Linked DNA regions of Homo sapiens: region 2 is linked to region 1. Evidence: chromatin contacts called from ENCODE Hi-C or POLR2A ChIA-PET data. All regions are on one chromosome and are shown on one strand. Each heading gives the region's core, a stretch centred on a gene start or an enhancer-like site at or near the end of the contact. The rest is flanking DNA. Distances are from core to core; before and after follow the strand shown.

The links. Hi-C counts contacts between places; a loop is a spot of excess contacts on that map. ChIA-PET counts read pairs that join two places held with the same protein, here RNA polymerase II (POLR2A). Pooled maps may share reads with other maps.
Region 2: a map of endothelial cell of umbilical vein shows a loop between it and region 1 (3-fold over the local background). The contact joins the promoter of OTOGL here to the enhancer-like site in region 1. A Hi-C loop is called at or near these places in 6 of 168 maps with a recorded cell type or tissue (aorta, ascending aorta, endothelial cell of umbilical vein and 3 more) and 5 of 50 pooled maps. POLR2A ChIA-PET finds 5 or more read pairs at or near these places in 2 of 52 experiments (AG04450 and OCI-LY7).

Annotation. Positions count from the first base shown.
Region 1 is chr12:80,053,890-80,060,151 of GRCh38, forward strand. No RefSeq gene overlaps it. Among named protein-coding and RNA genes, the nearest start is that of OTOGL, 43 kb to the right of the region's middle. Within about 2 kb of position 2,427, at least 2 of the 41 ENCODE cell types and tissues checked have a DNase peak (open chromatin) inside an H3K27ac peak, as active enhancers do; they include ascending aorta, where a contact is called at or near this core.
Region 2 is chr12:80,095,335-80,102,027 of GRCh38, forward strand. It overlaps OTOGL (otogelin like), which reads left to right and starts at 4,203. Exons shown (of 59, transcript NM_001378609.3): 1 at 4,203-4,271.

The sequences.
Region 1 (6,262 bases), core at 1,177-3,676:
GTTTTTAATTCTAGCTCCGTAGTCACAAAGTTTCCAAACCTGCCAAACTGCAACTTTTCCCTTTTAGGTGAGACATACCATTAAGGACTTTTCCCCCCATGAAAATGGCATATAAAACTTTCTATCAGTGAGTGCCCTGGAATCCAGTGATGCCATTACACAACTGAGAATATAATGTGTCTACTCTTCTGTCAAGGTAAGATTTCTCTAATTTATCAAGAAAGAACTAACTCATTTGATACCGACAAGCTTTTCTTCTGAAATTGAACTGAGTAGTTAAGAGAATCAGATTTTTTTACTCATGCAAGAATCTGTGTAATCATCTCCTCTTACCCATCTATCACAGATACTCTTCCCAGAACAACCTGTGGTCAGTTTGAGGAATTCTTACACCTCTTGAAGTCTAAATGTCTGATTTATCTGAATAGTGACTTCCATTAAAAAACGTACAGGCTTCCCAGCTACTCCGGAGGCTGAGACCGGAGAATGGAGTGAACCCGGGAGGCGGAGCTTGCAGTGAGCCGAGATCGCGCCACTGCACTCCAGCCTGGGCGACAGAGCAAGACTCCGTCTCAAAAAAAAAAAAAAAAAAAAATGTACAGGCTTTGCAAGAGTACGCATGGAATGGGCATTTGCCTAGTTTGTGTGACTTGTGGAGCATCAGGAAAACCTATTGCTCTCTATGTTTGCCTTGCTAGTGGGTCATGGTGCGGAGAGCAACCATGTTTCTTATTTATTCAGGTTAATGCAATGAAACTATTATTGAATGGCAAGTAAATCCTCATATGTTTGTGCCATTTGTCACTTCATTATAGATTTTAGATTTGAAAGGGCCATTTATACAATGCTGCTTCCTGAATACTTCGCCAGAAAACTTATTACACTATGACTTACTACTTATATATACTTATTACTTAACTGTGTCTAGGTAAGGGGGCTTATTGGTGGTCCAGAAAGTTCCATTTTTGAAGGTGTGGTTATAGCCTGTTTTTCTATTCAATTGTTATTTCTCTCCCATAAAAAGTTAGGACTTTTTCTTCAAAACAAACATTTACTATTATTTAGTTACTACATTTCCAAGAAAAATTCATTATATGGGCCGAGATTGAAAGAATATCAAACATCAGGCATGATTAACGTTTAACAGTAAAATTAGATATTATTATCTTGGTTTAATATAACCTTACTTTTTCTCCTAAATTTGAGTTGGATCAATTCACCTTGAGTTACAAATATTGTTTTCATTTATTGTTTTGTTGTTGCTTGAATATTAACACCAATGATTTGTTTCACTCAGAATTTCGTCTCTTTTCAAAAGAGAAAATCTTTGGCTGCTTACTTGGGAAATGGAAGTCAAGTTACAATTTCTTGAGAAGGTTTGGTTCATAGTAAGTGACAGAAAAATGGATTTTTTGTGGGCCCATGTATATCACCTTACCCAGAGGTGAGATAATTCCTTCTGAGCCATCTAGATTTGAGTTTTTCTTAAGTCAGAGCAGGGTCTTTCTTTCTAGAAGTTCCAACAGTTTTCACTGCTCCTCCTTACTGTTCACATATGCCTAAAACTCAAAATGCTCATTTTGTTTTAATCACCTTACGGATTGGCCTACCCTCCCTGTTGGGCTCCTGAGATGTGTTGGAAGTTCATCTTAAAATCCTAATTTCAGTTGAATTATTCTTAAAAATGAGTCTACCCTTTTTTGAGTCCGTAGTAACAGGGTAAATTATTGCTATCACTATTACTGAACTACAATCTAGCTGACGAGGACCAGCAAGGCCTTACCTTTAGTTAGATTTGTTTAGGGAAGCAAGACAGAGGGTCACTCAGGTAACTTTGTTTGTGGATACAGTTCGTAAAGAAGTGACTGGAGGAGCAGCATCAGAGGGAGGCTTCCTCGTAGCTGTGGAAAGTGTCCTTCATGGAACCCCATTCATCGTTTGTTCTGAGTTCAGTTGCTACCACTCTAGTAATGTAATAGCAGTTTTGATTCTCTCTCTCTCAAATTAAAAACTACTTTTGATCATATTGAAGTTCTAATGCCTATCAGCATTACCTTGGAAACTGTTAAAAATGCAGAATCTCAGGCTCACCTGCAGACCTGAATCATATTCTGCATATTGACATGATCCCCAAATCTTGAAAAGTATTGCTTTCATATGCTGGCCTCTTTATTTTCCCCAAGTCCATCAGCTCTCATCTTTTTATCTCTGTTGATCTTTTCGTTATTATTATTTAGTTTAGATTCCACAGTCCATTATTTGCATAACACTCTCACCAATATTCTCAACTCCCTAGTCCTGTTGTCTTAAATTTTTTTTTATCTTTGTCTGACAAATGTCCAAACCTGGATGAATGCATCTGTATTCCTTCTCTATGCCTACACTCGAACAGCCTGGCACTGCCACAGATAGTCTCCCAACAGTGGAGCAGATACAGGCAGATTGGTGCCGACACATGGGGCCTGTTCAGCCTGCCAGTTCTTCCATGTGTCTCTGGTAAATTCTCTTCCTCTGTCTACAACAATTGTTTTAAACATTCTACATTCTATTCAAACCTCGAATATTCTTAACTCCTCCTCATTTGCAGCAGATGACTTCACCTCCTACTTCCCGAAGAAAATAGAAGGCATCAGATGGGAACTCCCTCAGCTTCCTGCTAGCAAATCCATACAGTTCCATCTGGACTCATGTTCTTCTCTTTTCCTCCTATTTTAGTCTAGGGAGTATCCTTCTCATTTAAGCCCAATCCCTCCACCTGTGCTTTGGAAACTGTCTGCTCATGCCTTCTCACTTCATTATCAACCTTACACTATCAGTTTCTTCTCCCTCCCTGCCCCCATTTCTATTTATTCGACATACCCTTCTCAACTGGATTATTTCCAATTACATTTAAATCTTCTCATGCCTCTTCCATCTTAAAAAACAACCTTCCTTGTCTCCCAATTTCTATGTTTCTATCTTTCAACTCCTTTCTATCTTTCCCATTTCTTTCAATCTAAATTTTCTAAAGATGTCTCATTGTTTGGTGAGTCCATTTTCTCACTTCAAACTCCCTCCTCAATCCTCTTTAATTTGGCAGTTGTTCCTGGCACTGCACCAAAACAACTTTGGCTAAGGTCACCAATGACCTCCATGATTTAAGTCCAATGGACATTTTCCAGTATTTTTTTTTCTAATCTCCCAGCACTCTTTGTTTTGTTGAGATGTGTTTATTTTGGCTCCAAAACACCATGCTATCCAGGTTTTCCTTCTTACTTTCTAGCATTTCCTTCTCTTTTACTTTGCAGATGGCTGGTCTGTAAGCTTCTTCCTCTTTCCATTTTATGCTCTGTTATAGGTTAGCTTCTCTAGGTAAAATATTGTTGACATAGAGTTTAGGGTGCAAGATGGTTGTTATGAATCAATACCTGCCAAAGGAAAGCATAGAGATGAGAAAGGAGTTGAAATTTGATGCAAGTCTAGCAAAACTTTGGCCATTGGGGGACATTCTGGATCATAGGTTCATCCCACATTTGACTGAAGTGGCCAGGCCTTCATATTCCTGCCATGTTCATTCATTAGATGTGGTGTCCCCGGAAAAGAAATGAGGTCCTGTGTGGAGTTTTCCCAGCTAAGGTATATCCTGAAAGAGCTAAGAGCTGGAAGCTGGAGGCTGTCTGCTGATTTCATTCTCCATCAATCTGGGCATCAAATCCTTTGGTGGAGGTAGAGCTGAGTGGTGCACCTCTGGATTTATTACATATTCTCTCTTCTAGATAGTATTTTTGATATCCATGGCTCAATTTTCATCAATTGACTAATGATTCCCAAATTTATACCTCCAGACCAGACCTGTGAGTTCCTGACCCTTACACTCAACTGCCTATTGAATATTTTTTCTTGGGTTTCTCAAAAAGATCTCAAGTTTATCATCTCTAAACCTCATCAATCAACAAATCTTGTCAAATTTATATCCTAAATATCTGTGAATCCATTCACTTCTCTCCTTCACTACTGCTACGATTCTAGCCCATACTACCATTTTCTCTAGCTGGACTCCTATAAGTCATTCTATTTGATTTTCCCATATCCACTCCTCCTTTCATCCATTTATTATATTGAAGCAAGCAATATTTTCAAATGCAACTTTAAGTATGTTAATTCCTCTCTATGCACCACTCCCATCACTTTAGGGACTTCCCATTGCTGTTTTAAATAGAAGCCAAAATTATGAAGCGAGCCTTCAAAGGGCTCCTATGGTTTGGCTTCTACCTATGTCTCCGGCCTACCTTTACTCTACTCTACTTTTTTCCTCAATTCGTACATCCAGTGACATTGATTTTTTTTCTTAGTTTTCCTAATGGACTCACAGAGAGTCTCACAGCGCTGTTTTCTCTACTAGAAATATTCTTCTTTCATTCTTCAGCTGATTAGCTATTACTTCTCCTCCAGTTCTCAGCTCAAGCCTCATTTTTTCAGATAAGCTTTCCTTAAGTCTCTCATGTAGGTGAGGCTCTTATAGCCTTCTGTTCTATTTCTTCATAGCACATAGGTTAGAATGTAAATGTATTCCCATTTATGTGATTATTTGACTAATGTTTGACTCCCCTACTAGTAATCTCCAAGAGTATAGGACACCACTGTCACTTTGCAATGTTTCCAGAACTTGGCACATTGCCTTACCCAGAGTAGGCCCTTAATACAGTACATGTTTGTTGAATGAATGAAAATCTCCTAGCCAAAGTAACGGATAAAGTTGTTAGCCACCAGCCAATATGCTTTTCTTGGTGCTAAACTTTTGTTCTAGGCTACTTAAGAGGCTCTTGGTTCAGCCTATTGGTTGCTTCTGGGGAAGAGATTGTTTAAAGTCTGGGTAGTCTGATTCCATGCACTAACCTCAGTCAATCTTGTTCTAGGAGCTACATCTGGTTGCTTTCTCAGAAGGTGCCTATTGCCATAATAGACCTTGGAGAACAAGAGGCTATTCTCCACTTCAGCCCTCTCGTTTATTTACATTAGAGATTAAATAACATTCAATTTGAATCTTTGGTAGATCTAAGAAAAATAAAACCTACTCACACTGTGCTTCTCTGATTATTATGTTTAATGCCATTATAAGCACAATCCTTAGTAAGCAAGCCCTATCAAATGTGCTGTTAACGCTAATTGAGTAGCGTTGTAGGAAAGTTACCTTAGGAATGTTCACTGCAGCTAACTGGTGTTGCACAAAATCTAAATACTTTGCTCATATAAGCTCATGAATACTAATGGCTTTGCTTGATTGGAAAATTCTCAAAGTGATTTGCCAACACACAGAAAGTTCACCAATACTAGCCAGGTCTGAGGCTGCAGCTGGGGGCAGCTGTTTAATGCAGCACAATTAAGCCTTTCAACATGCAAATGCAAAGGAACACCTTATTCAACTGGAGCTTCAGGGGAAATTTAGAAAGGCATATGCAATTATGCAAATTGGACAGTTTCCAAAGAAAGAGTTGGCCAACATCTTTAATTTAGCAAAGAGGGTCATTATCAATTTTTATATATAAATCTCCATCTGTCCTTGGAGAGATAATGAGTCCCCTAGGATACAAAGTGAAGAGATGTTTTTCATGGAGAATCGGTAATACAGAAACAATAATATTGATGCCAAGATACATATAGCATCTGCTATCAAATAGACAGCTATACCGCACATAATTAAGCAGTGCTAAGCAGTGGCCAAGGTCTAGAATTTTCATTATGCATGAATTTTTATTTTTGTGTTGTGAATAGCTCCCTGGCAAAAGTGGATAGAAGATAAACATCACTTGGCATGTTGTCTCCCAAAAAATGGCTTGGAAAAAAATCCAGTCAAACATCTACAAACAGCCAATGTTTAGAAAATAAATGTTAATAAGTATATAGTTATAATTTTTCTTATTGTCAAAGTGGAAACCTGAATTCAGCTTTCAGTGAAAAAATTATTGTAGTTTCTCTTATATTTTTGTTTCTTGGGAAGCAAAGGGAGCAACTAAAAAGAGTTTCTTTTTTATGTCAAGAATAAATCGATTCGTTCAATATATAATCATTTTATTGGGCACCCACAATGTGCAAGGCAATGTATTGGGTGTTAGGGCTACAACAGTGAGCAAAACTTAGACACAGTCCCTGCCTTGGCATTTATAATGCAGTGAGTATGACAGGCTATAATCAAGTAATCACACAAACAACTGTAAAGCCACAGCAGTGGCAAGGCATATCAAGGAGAAGTACTTAGTACAGTGCTATGAAGATAAAAAATTAA
Region 2 (6,693 bases), core at 2,953-5,452, 43 kb after region 1:
TATATGTTTGTTTCCTGTTAATTGATCTTCTTTAGTTTCTTATTGGTACCCTAAGAACACCCTTAGTTTGCAGTGGAAGCAGAAACAAATGCTCAAAGAAATCTCTAGCCTAAGTGTGGGACAGAAAGATTTTGCTGCCTTTTTAAAGATCATAATTTCACATCCAAAAATTAGACTTGAGGTGGGGGGAAGAGAGTAGAGGCATGCAGAAGAAGCTGGAGAGAGGGAGGTGTGAAGGGAGTGGAATTATAAAGATAGGAAGGGGAAGAAGAAGTTCTCATGGTAGGTGAGGACCAGGAACAGATGGGGAAGGGACACAGAGTGCTGATTTCCTCAAGCCTGGATCACCTGTGGACATCCTATCATCCAACAGTCCTGAGAGAGGTGGGGGATTCAGGTGCATGTGGTTGTAGGTGCAAAGGGGGAACCTAGCTCCCTGTTGAAGGTGAAAGTGGACAGAATACAGACAATGGCTGACACACAGACCCTGTTCCTCAACATGATCACCTACCATGTTCCAGGATTGTAGAAATATTAGCTTGATAATCATTACAGGAACTCTGTTTTACAGACAAAAAAAAAACCAACACAAGGATTAGATCAATTATGTAATTTACAGAAGGCCATAAAGCAGCTAGAATCATGGCTTGGATGAAAACTCAGCTGTTTCAACTCCAAAATTAGATGGTTAACCACCACAATATGCTACTTCATTGGGTTATTGGTCCTGGTTTTCTGGGTAGTGCTTTCTTTCTCTAGTCGGGCAGGAGCTGTTCCTGTGGAAATACGTCAGTGGCTAGCAGTCCAAATCTCAGGGTTCAAAGGGTGAGCTTCTCTTTGATTTGAGTTAATCTTGATCTCCAAGTGCCCTAATCTGGTGGAGGAGGAGTAAGTGTCTCTTGGGGTCAGAACTTATGTTTATTGATTGTTTACTATTTGTTGTGCTGGGTTCTTTATATAGTTCATCTTATTTCTCACAACAAGTCTATGAGCTGGATAGTATTATATCACTTTGAAGAGAGGGATGGAAAAATGAGACTTCAGAAGGTGAGCTAGTTGCCTAGCATCCTATAGCAGTAAATGATGGAGTTGAGTACAGTTTGGGCCTCTCTAACCTCAGAATTATGAAAGTGGCAATAACCGTGCCAGCGGTTCTGATGCTGGGAAGTTATTTCAGTTGGAAGTACATCTCTGCCAATGGTAGAGGGACCCAAACTGTGTTTAATCACAGGTTCAGTGACCATAGTCTGTAGAATAAACAACTCTCTCATATTCACTTACTCTGATATTTCAAACATATATGGCTGCTTTTATGGTAAATGAGATGTAAATTTACCTAATATGTTTAATAAATTTAGTTTATTTTTGTCATTATATGGTAACAGTCAGAACGTATATCCATGGGTTGAAAGCAGTGTTGTGAAATGGTTAAGGGCCAGATTCTGGAGACAGAGTATTTTGTGTTTGAATCCTGGCTTGGCAACTTACTGTCTAGCTGTGTGACCTTGAGCAGACTTCAATTTTTCAGGGTTCAGGGTCTTTACCTGTAAAAGGAAGATAATAATATTGATTTTATAAGCTGTTGTGAAGATTAAATAAATTGATCTCTGAAAGTTGCTAAGATAGCACTTGGCCCAGAGTAAGCACTTTTAAGTTTTAATTATTATTATAACTGGGCTTTTACAGGAAATTTAAGAAATTTTTTATTTTAAAAGGGCCTTTACCTGAAACGGGTAAGAACCTCTGCATTGAAGTCCAATTTTATCCCTCAGGAGCTATGACTTTAGAAAGCTATTTAAATTTTCTGTGTATTAGTTTTTTAATAGTGTGGTTTTAATGATTAAAATGAGATTCTGTATATAAAGCACTAAACACTGTTTAAAAATCATAAGTGGTCAATACATAATAGGGATGAAAAATACGATTATCAGTTTCATCATTAACCATGATAGAAAATTTACTTGGACAATGTCACTTTTCAAAAATACCTAATGAAATGTGTGACAAGAATGAAAACAAAACCACCTCAATTTTTCAGCAAGTTTTATGGTCCTGCCTCTGTGCTAAACAATATTATGCATTAAAAATGATGAGGTCCCTGAAGAAAAGGAGCTTGCCATTTAATTTGGGAGATGAATCACCCACAAACGGCATGTTTGTAAAGCTGTCAGTACCCTGACATAGTGGGAGCTCCATCATCAAGAGCTGGTATTATTATTATTTTATTATTTATAAAAAAAGCACATAACAGGCTGAGCATGGGGGCTCATGCCTGTAATCCCAGCGCTTTGGGAGGCCGAGGCAGGAGGATCATTTGAGGTCAGGAGTTTGAGACAGTCTGGCCAACATGGCAAAACACCGTCTATACTAAAAATACAAAAATTATCTGGGCATAGTGGTGGGTGCCTGTAATCCCCACTACTTAGGAGGCTGGGGCAGGAGAATCGCTTCAACTGGGAGGCGGAGGTTGCAGTGAGCCGTGATGGCACCTCTGCACTCCAGCCTGGGTGACACAGCGAGACTCTGTTTCACCAAAAAAAAAAAAAAAAAAAAAAAAAAAGCACATAACAAAGACCTAGGCAGTATAATACCAACAGTTAGAATATAAAGCTGTGTATAATAAGGGGCTAATTAGGAGTTAGAGACAAGTTTTAAATGAGAGCAATCTGAGTTTAAGCCACAGTTGAGTCTTGTTATTTTCAGTAGTTCTGTTCTACAAAGTTGTCAGAATCAATGAATTAGGGAATACTGAAGCTAATTGCTTCAGCAATTAAGCATTGCTCCTAGGGGAAATGCAGGGTTAGGTTCCTGTGATCCTCTGATTACAACATTTTTGTCAACTGATCAACTGATCAATTAATAACCTTGTTCTATGTGTATTTCTGTTTAAAAACACCATATTTAATATACATTGTAGATTCGTTAACATTGCACTCACAGCCAGCAGCACTGCAACTCATGTCTGGAGTTTATCGAACACATATTTTCCCTGTAAGGCACATTACAGCCTCCTTGTGCTCAGGATCATTAGATAGCACTTCTGCACTGTGCTTTGGGCTTCCTTTAAACAACAAAATCACCAAGAAAAGGACAAACATGCAAAAAACATGCCATTACATAGATCACAAAAAGGGTACTTGTTTATAATATGAGAGCTAAAACAAGAAGGCAATGTTGCCTTGTTTGACTTCAGCTAAGAACGTGCCATTGTGCACATTTCTGTGAATAACCTCAGAAGCATAGTGAGTATTGATTTTGGGGTTACAAATGAACGTTAGCTGCTAGGTGAATTCGCACATACTGAATCTGTGAATGATGAGGATCAACTGCAAAGTGTAAACCTGGAGGGATTCATAGAAGAGATGTGTTTTGAGTGAGGCCTTGAAGGATGAGTAAATGAAGATGGGAATGATGAGTGGGGACAGATGTCAGCCCCTAATGGGTTCTAGTCTCATCACACTCATACCTTCCTGATCACAGACCCTTTCTTCCTCTAGTATACTATCTTTGAAGCTGAATCCTTGAGCTTTACAATTTACTGCTTATTAAAGAAGGAGCTTAATAAACATAGGGAAGCATCTAATTTATAGATTAAATGATCATTAGGCCTCTCTTCATATCTAAGGAAAACTTCTTTTGTCTGTGAATAAAAAAAGTCTGAAAATTTTATGTTGGAGAGAGATATCAATTAAAAAACCAGAGTTCAACCTGCAACTAAATCTACAAATCAGGACAGATAATTGATATTATTTTGTTGTCAAACACCTACATTAGGGAGACTAGAGTTAGAAGACTGGGGGACAAACAAGGAGAGCCTTTTAACGTTCCCTACCTGCAATATTAGCTTATGATATTTTTGATTATCTTTATTAAGGGGAAAAAAACGACTTCCCCTTAATCCATAATTTAAACATTACTTCTCAAAAGTGATAAAAATAGCATGTAGGTATTAGTCAAAGATTTGTTTTTTCAAGATTTAGCTGAAAACCAAACTAAAACTTCCATGTGCTCCAATAAACCCAGTGTTTTTCATAGGTTGCTATTTCTAATCCCTGTTGCCATGGTTATGGACTTTACATCAGCAAAAAGGGGATGAGGTACTGAGTGATTTATACCCACTGTTTGATATTTTAAGTGCTTCACCACTGCTCTTTTCCTTTTCTGTAGAAAGTATATAAGGATGTTTTTCTGGTAGGGCTTTCAGACCTTCAGATAAAGGAGCTCTCGAAATACAACCCATAAGGAATAAAGCCATAGCCAGTGCTTCCCTGGTAAGTTTTGGGGGATGGAAGTGGCAGCAGTCATAAGAAAGCAAATCGAGAAGTAAGGGCAGTTGGCTGTTCTACTGAAAATGGTTTAATGGAAATGAGAGGTGATGAAGCATTTACAATATAACCTGCAATACAAGGTTGGCATAGAAAACATTTAAAAATTATAATTAAAATTAAACAGCTCAAGAATGACCTGTATTTTCTCTCTGTAGCATAATGCTTCCTTTGATAAATCTAAGAACCCCTGGATGTTCACTCAGTTGGAAAAATCAATGGTTTAGTTCCAATCACTTTGAAGAGAGGAAACTGGTGATTTGGATGGTTCCACTCCTGGTCCCGTGTTCTGTGGCTGTTATTACTGTTGCTTCACGTTAATGGAAATAATTCATTAACTGAAAGTCAGCTCTAAAAGGATCAATTACACACATGGCTCCTGCCCATTTTCTGTTACTCTTGGGCTAAGTTCTCCCGCTTCCTCATGGTCTGGAAGGCAGAAATCCCTTCTATCCATAATTGGCAGGTTTTATAGGTTGAAACCTATGGTTTCAGACAATGGAAATTTGCTCAAGAACTCAGGACTTTCAGTTGCCCAACTAGTGGCAAGTATTGTTACTTTAAAGTGTAGTTTATTCCAATTCTACTCTTTTAGTTATTTTAAAATATACAGTAAATTATTGTTAACTATGGTTGCCCTATTAAGCCACCGAACACTAGATCTTACTTCTCCTAACAACAACAAAAATATGATAAATGCTTGAAGTGATGGATACCCCAACTACTTCAATTTGATCATTATACATTATATCTTTTTATCTAAATATCATATGTACCCCATAAATATGTATAACTATTATGTATCCATAATAATCAAAAATTAAAAAATTTTTAAAAATGTAGTTTATACAAAGCTTATTAATAGTGGAGGCTCATATAAACCCATATAATTGATTTCAACTTTATAAAACACATTGTTTTTCAAACCGCTAGAAAGTATTACATGAATTCACTCTGTTAATCTGTGTTTAGGTGTTACGAGAAACTGGCCACAAGGTCAGTACTTTATAGAAGTTAACCTCTTTTCCTTTTCTTTCAAGCTGGTATTGGGGGTGGGAGACATTATTACAACTCCAGAATGTTTATGCAAAGGAAGAATGATTCAGACTGGCTGTAGACATTGTGCTAAGATTTATTCATCTTAATGAATAAATCCTTTCCTACTTTTGTTTTTCCAGTTCCTCAACTTTCACTTTTTTTTTCCCATGTGTTTCCCATTTCAAATGGAGAAAATGCTAGTACATTTTAACAAAATTCTTTGCAGTTGTCAAGGCTTAGTATATTAAGGAATTTATTCTATTTTTTAAAAGCCTGTATTCTTATAGCACTGGGTTCATAGTACTGATCAAGCATTTAAATAAGAACTTGAAAATTTTGTAATTCCAGCATGCTGGTGAATAACCATGCAATGAAAGGTAAAATGAAAAGCCTCAATTTAAAAAAGTGAGCTTCTGTTGCTGTGATTCAAATGTTTGCTTTAAAAGCACTTAAGATGTTCCTGCAGAATCTCTTGCTTTTTCTCTTTAACAAATCCTGCTTGCTCCTCCTACGTGAAAGGTTGATGTTTCCGCAAGAGTTCAAATACAATGGTGTGGTACAAGTTAGTACAGGCCTCATGGCTCTAAGTTCTTTTTGTGGTGGTAAGTGGGTGGAATATGTATCCAGTTTTTTAGTACAAAGAATTTTAAATGCTCTTAATATTTGAGTGTAAGAATTAAGGTAGTCACACACACTTCCTCATTCTCCTGAACATCCTCCTTTCTGGCTTTATGGCTCTTGGATAGGTGCCAAAAATGGAAGGTTGAGTGGAGACTGTTTTATCTCTTTTCAGCCTATGTTCTATCACAACTGCATTATAATTCAATTAATGTAAAATAAGACAAATAATTATATGATAGCCTTGTTATAACATATTCATCATGTAGAGCAATAGCATAATAGGGAACAGTTTTTAAATATAGTGCCTAGTCCAGTATCTATGTTATATCATATAATCATCACAGTAAGTGTAAAAGCAGTTTTTTTTAAAAAAATCCTCATTTAATAGATGAAGAAACTGAGTCTCACACTGCTAAAGCAACTTTTCCAAGGGCACAGAACTAATTATAAGAGAAACTTGAGATTGGGATCTGTTTACTTGAGCCCACACCATACCTGTAAAGGGGGGAAATTGCTGTAGGTGAAGTGTTGTGGTATTGATGTCCTCATTGTAATTAAACGGAAAATACTTTGGGAAGAGCTCCAATATTAATCTGTTCCATTTCACATTTTTTATTCCGGAGAAAGAGTGTTTGGTCTCCAAGGATCAATTGAATCAAGAAATGTTCTTAATTCTGAAATGTAACCTTATGTTCTCTTATGCAACAAT